Linked DNA regions of Homo sapiens: region 1 is linked to region 2. A link is a loop called in an ENCODE intact Hi-C map of the cell type or tissue named here. Cell type or tissue: heart left ventricle. All regions are shown on one strand. Each heading gives the region's core, and the rest is flanking DNA. Links, peaks and the distances in the headings are about the cores only. Region 1 overlaps IFT81 (intraflagellar transport 81). Region 2 has its middle 36 kb from the start of ATP2A2.

Evidence for each region. Peaks named below come from ENCODE experiments on the same cell type or tissue, not always from the same donor. Only the 100,000 strongest peaks of a DNase experiment are listed, where the experiment ranks them.
Region 1: a loop joins it to region 2, with 2.1 times the contacts of the local background. A loop is called at or near these places in 3 of 110 quality-filtered maps.

The regions. Positions count from the first base shown.
Region 1 is chr12:110,173,731-110,176,644 of GRCh38, forward strand. The region is part of intron 11 of IFT81 (intraflagellar transport 81); the gene reads left to right. Among named protein-coding and RNA genes, the nearest start is that of IFT81, 51 kb to the left of the region's middle. In heart left ventricle, for the core only: no CTCF peak of the experiment used is centred there; no DNase peak of the experiment used is centred there; H3K27ac peaks cover 266 bases.
Region 2 is chr12:110,243,913-110,246,826 of GRCh38, forward strand. No RefSeq gene overlaps it. Among named protein-coding and RNA genes, the nearest start is that of ATP2A2, 36 kb to the right of the region's middle. In heart left ventricle, for the core only: a CTCF peak has its summit at 1,790 (motif pointing left); DNase peaks (open chromatin) are centred at 1,139 and 1,769; H3K27ac peaks cover 2,383 bases.

The sequences.
Region 1 (2,914 bases), core at 285-2,784, 70 kb before region 2:
CAAGATGTGCTTTGTTAAACAGATGCTTGAAGGCAGCATGCTGGTTAAGAGTCATCACCACTCCCTAATCTCAAGTACCCAGGGACACAAACACTGCGGAAGGCCTCAGGGTCCTCTGCCTAGGAAAACCAGAGACCTTTGTTCACTTGTTTATCTGCTGACCTTCCCTCCACTATTGTCCTATGACCCTGCCAAATCCCCCTCTGTGAGAAACACCCAAGAATGATCAATAAAAAAAAAAAGAAAGAAAAAAAAAGAAAAATTAGGCCGGGCACGGTGGCTCACGCCTGTAATCCCAGCACTTTGGGAGACTGAGGCGGGTGGATCATGAGGTCAGGAGATCGAGACCATCCTGGCTAACACAGTGAAACCCCATCTCTACTAAAAATACAAAAAAATTAGCCAGGCATGGTGGCGGACGCCTATAGTCCCAGCTACTCGGGAGGCTGAGGCAGGAGAATGGCGTGAACCCGGGAGGCGGGGCTTGCAGTGAGCCAAGATCGCGCCACTGCACTCCAGCCTGGGCGACAGAGCAAGACTCCGTCTCAAAAAAAAAAAAAAAAAAAAAAAAAAAAAATTAGCCGGGTGTGGTGGTGTGCCTGTAATCCCAGCTACTTAGGAGGCTGAGGCCAGAGAATTGCTTGAACCTGGGAGGCGGAGGTTGCAGTGACCCGAGATTGCACCATTGCATTCCAGCCTGGGAGACAAGAGCAAGACTCCGTCTCAGAAAAAAAAAAAAAAAAAAAATGGCTTTGTGTTTCTTAAACAATGTAAAGTGCTTATTATATGATAGTCTTGTCAAGTCTTCACAGCTAATTACTTTGAAAATCATTTTCATGCCAGATATTGAGGGAGAAAATTTGCAGCAGGAGCAGTAATTCTTGTTTCACATAAATATCTAGAATGATGCCTGGAATCCAATAATTCTTTTGAGTTCCTGATAAGCGAAAAGCATTTATAAATGGTTACATTCTTAGAGAAATAAACTGCCTATCCATTACAAAAGCTAGCCCAGATTCTGATCATTACTCTTAAAGGTTGTAAAACATACTAAATACACAAAAGGAAAAAGAACATCTGTCAATTTCCATTTTGATCACAGGGGAGCCGAGTCTTTAAAATTGGTCCTGAAGCCAGAAGCTAGCACTATAAAGCATTAGTCCATTACAAAACCCAAATGCACGCAGAGATAAAGATTAGAGTTTCACACAACTGAGTACTCTCTCAGCACCTGCTAGCATAAACCATAAAGTATTAATCTTATTTGATCTCAGCATCTAAAATGATAGCTGCTCTTTCATAGAAGACTAATTTAGATTACAAATGTATATGGGTACAAATGATTAGTAATAGCTGCTATAATGGGCTTCCCTGCCCAGTAGCAAGCTTTGTAGTTTACTTTACTGACAAATTCATTTGGTTTACCTGTTATGATACACTATGGGAAGCTTTTTCCTTAATGTTCTAAGGATTTGTTGCTTACCTCCTATGCCTTTAAAAATTATTTTTTTCCTTTATAGCTAAAGGTGACTGGCTGAGAGTTCTTTATAATATCTTGCCCAGCTACTGCAAAGGCTGAGTGGATTAATATTTTGGCACACTCACAATATTTGTGGCACGTGCATGTACCAGAGCATACCCCATTTAGGAAGGTCTGCTCTGGAGCAGTGCTACTCAAAGTGTGGTCTGAAGACTAGTTTCAGTCCAGAGACTGTTAGTTTCTTCTAATCTGCAGCCATATAAATTGAGAGGAAACATTTAGAAACCCTTATAGTCATTTGATCTCGGTATTTTCGTTATTTTACAAAAGTATCTGATGCACATATGTTTAGAAATTTTTTAAAAAACTCGTCCTTTAACAGATAGTTTGAAAAGTCCTGCTACTTGTAAAAGTGGAGTTGGTGAGCCATAGAATATGTATAGTGTCTGCTTCAGTAGACAAGCCAAGTTGTTTTCCAGACCATTGCTCTAAATTATATATCTCCCTCTCTACTTCCTCCACATCATCACCAACACTTGGTATTGAAAGATTTTTTATTTTTGCCAGTTGGGTAGGTGTGAAAATGGTATCTCATTGTTTTATTTATTTATTTATTTATTTTTAGACAGAGTCTGTCTCTGTTGCCCAGTATCTTCTCTGGCATTGAGAAATTTGGCTCCCTTTTTCTATATTGCATTTATTTATTTGCTCAATCAATAAACTTGCTTGTTTGCTCAATTTAAATAATCTATCAACTACTCCAGCCTCCTTCTTTACACACCAATCCTGTGTCCCCATCCCACCAACCACATTTTCACCCTCTGTGTCTATGTTTCCACGACTCCTCACTCACCCCTCTGTGTCCTCAGCTGCCAGGCCTGCTAGCCTATGTCTCTGTGTGTTTCCTCAGCCCCTAATCCCATCATTGCATATCCTTGGCCATTCAGCCTGTTGACCTGTACCTCCATTAACTCCCCCTACTACCCTGTGTCCCCAGTCACCAGCCTCCTGGTCCACACTTCTGATACAACTTCCCAAGCCCCCTCATTTCCCAGTATCTTTGACCTCCGGACCCTGTACCCCGCCATGCCTCTATGCAACCTTACTGGCACCTCCATGCAGCTCTCTATTTACTGCCTACCTCTCCAGCTACCATTTTGACCCCTGTAAACCAGGAATGGAAGGGAAAAGGAGGGCAATTTTTACTCTTATTCTCATCTGAGTGTACAGCAGAGTTTACCAGAGGCTTCACAAATGATCAGGCCATTGCTCTGGCCGCTAATGGAATGAGTACTTGTGTTTTATAAGTCTGAAGATTTAGCTTCAATGTGTTCATCAGTTTTGTTTTTTGTATGACATTGAAGATCCAAAAATAACCTAAAATCCAAATGATAATTAAAAGAAACCACCAATGGAAGAAAAAACATTGATAAT
Region 2 (2,914 bases), core at 243-2,742:
GCCGAGGAGGGTGGATCACTTGAGGTCAGGAGTTAAAGACCAGCCTGGCCAACATGGTGAAACCCCATCTGGCCAGGCGCAGTGGCTCACGCATATAATCCCAGCACTTTGGGAGGCCGAGGCGGGTGGATCACCTGAGATCAAGAGTTTGAAACCAGCCTGGCCAACATGGCGAAACTCTGTCTCTACTAAAAATACAAAAATTAGCCAGGTGCGGTGGTGCACACCTGTAATCCCAGCTACTCGGGAGGCTGAGGCAGGAGAATCACTTGAAACCGGGAGGCAGAGGTTGTGGTGAGTCAAGATCACACCACTGCACTCCAGCCTGGGCAACAGAGTGAGACTCCGTTTCAAAAAAAAAAAAAAGAAAGAAACCCCATCTCTACTAAAAATACAAAATCAACCAGGTATGGTGGCACACGCCTGTAGTCCCAGCTACTTGGGAGGCTGAGGCAGGAGAATCGCTGGAACCCAGGAGGCAGAGGTTGCAGTGAGCCGCGATCACGCCTCTGCACTCTGGCCTGGGCAACAGAGAGAATCTCTGTCTCAAAAAAAAAAAGAAAGAAAGAAATGAGGGTGGCTCTGCAGAAGTCTCTCTGCGTGAAAGGGCAGTGGAGATCGCCCACAGTGTGTGGAGCTGCTGGCGTTCATGCCGAGCCGTGGGCCCTCATAGAGCTGGTCCTGAAGGTTCAGCAGCTGTTCGGCATAAGCCACTTCAATCCGCTGGCAGTGAGTTTGGAGAATCTTTTAGCTTTGCTCCTAAAGGTAGATTCCAGGCGGTCTCAGAAGAATGATAAAGGGAGGGAGAAACAGGGCAGATGAATAAGAAAAAAGCTAGAAAAAGATTTGTATTGATGCTAGAAAAAAATGAAAGCTCTTTGTGGGTTTATTTATGCAAAGTAGAGTGCAAATACCTTGACTTGGCTGTTATTTAGGACCTTCCCTCCTCCCCTGATTACCTTCCAAACTGACACACACACCCCAGAGCAATTCAGAGCTCTGGTCTGGAAAATCTTCCCACTGAGGCGTCAGTAGCTTGCCCTGTGATGACAGGTTTAATGGTTTTCTATCTCTGCATTCCACTAGGACCACCTACCCAGAGGCCACGCCCTACTGACCCGGTTAGCCAGAGCCTGAGACTAAGCGTGAGCACACAGAGGGCAGTACCAGTGCAGGCGCCGGGAGAGCTGCGTTTTGCTTTGAGTGAATCGCTCTGGTTGGCTGTGTGGCCATGTCCATGTTGCTTGCCCTCTCTGTAATTCAGGGTCCCAAATTATATAATGGGACTGATGGTTCTTGTCTCCTAGAAATGTCATGAGAACAGAGTAAATTATTGGTCTTCACCTTTTTTTTTTTTTTTTGAGGTAGGATTTCCTAGGCTCTCTTATACCAGAGAAGAAAATGTCCTTAGAAGACATTTAATCAGAGAATAGACAGAGAGAAGGCAAACTTGCTCACAACCTGCCTTGAAGTCTCTTACATGTCTCCTTCCAGAGAAGTCCAAGGGAATCTTCAGTAATTGCTGGACAGCAACCTGGAGTAGGGGGTGGAGGTGATGTATTTTTCTTTCTTCCAGTTTCCCCTTCCAGTCTGATCTCTCTTTGAGTGACACTGATTGGGGTGGGCCAAGGGTCATGGGTGAAAACGTCCCCGCTGCTCAGGTCTGCTTATTGGATAATACACCCATCAGCCTGCCCTCTCCGTGGGCAAAGCCCCAGCCTTTGTATTGATGTGTGTTTGATTGTTTAAAGGCAGCCCTGCTGGCTCAGTGCCCCCTGCTGGCCTCCATCTGTGGCAAAGAGCACACAGCCAGAGAGCAGCAGTCACTGAGGGCAGGGCCAGGGCAGCACCAGGCTTCCCAGTCACCTGCCTGCAGTGCCCAGGAACTCACTGTCAACTCCTTGTCCTTATGAAAGTTCCTCGGGTTCTCCTTTTCATGATTGTATTAATCTCCTGTTGTAACAAATCACCACAAATCCAGTAGCTTAAAACAACATGAATGCATGATCTTCCATTTCTGGAGGCCAGAAGTGCAAAGTGGGTCTCACAAGGCTAAAATCAAGGTGCTGGCTTGGCCGTGTTCCTTCTGGAGGCTCTAGAGGAGAAGCCATTTCCTTTTCTTTCCCAGCTTCTAGGGGCTGCCCATATTCCTTGGCTTGTGGCCTCTTCCTCGTCTTCAAAGCCCGTCGCTCCAGCCTGTTTCTGTCCTCACGTGTCCTCCCCAACTCTGACCCTCCTGCCTTCTTCCTGTAAGAACCTTATGATTAAGTTGGGCCCCAGCCCTGTCTGTCCTTGGGTTTCTAAGGATTTCTCAGGAATGGAAGTGCTGTTCCTTGTCAGCTGGGAGCCAGTGGGATAAGTGCATTGATTAGGAAGTTTCCTGAGGACAGGAGGCACCCAACCTTACAGGCCTTTGACACCCTCCCGCCCAAAGCAGTTGATGACCAGTGAGAGGACTGAGAGTCCAGAAATAAAAAGAAGCGGGACCCCATATGTCTGGATTATAAGAAACTCAATTGATAAGGATGAGAGCAGGCAAACGGGCTGATGTCACACACAAGCAGCCTGATCAACGACCTTCTCCCTTGCCCCAATTCTGGAATCACTTCACCAAAGCACCACCATGCTTTCCATCTCTTAATGCCTTTATTTTTAGTTTGGGGTATTTTCTATTGTTTGAAGGTTGCCTTGCAACCCGTTCGCCTGGAGGGTTTAAACAATATAGAGTTTCTTTGCTGAGCAGCAACAGTAGCCAAGAGAGACTGAATATAAACTTTTAAGTCTATTTTCTCAGGGTTCCTCCATCAGGAATGGCTTTAAACAGAAGAGCGCACTCCCCTGGCTTGCCTCTCCCTGGGGGAGGGGAGAAGGGTAGCTGATGGAGAACATTTTGTGTTCTCTTATCTTTCATCCT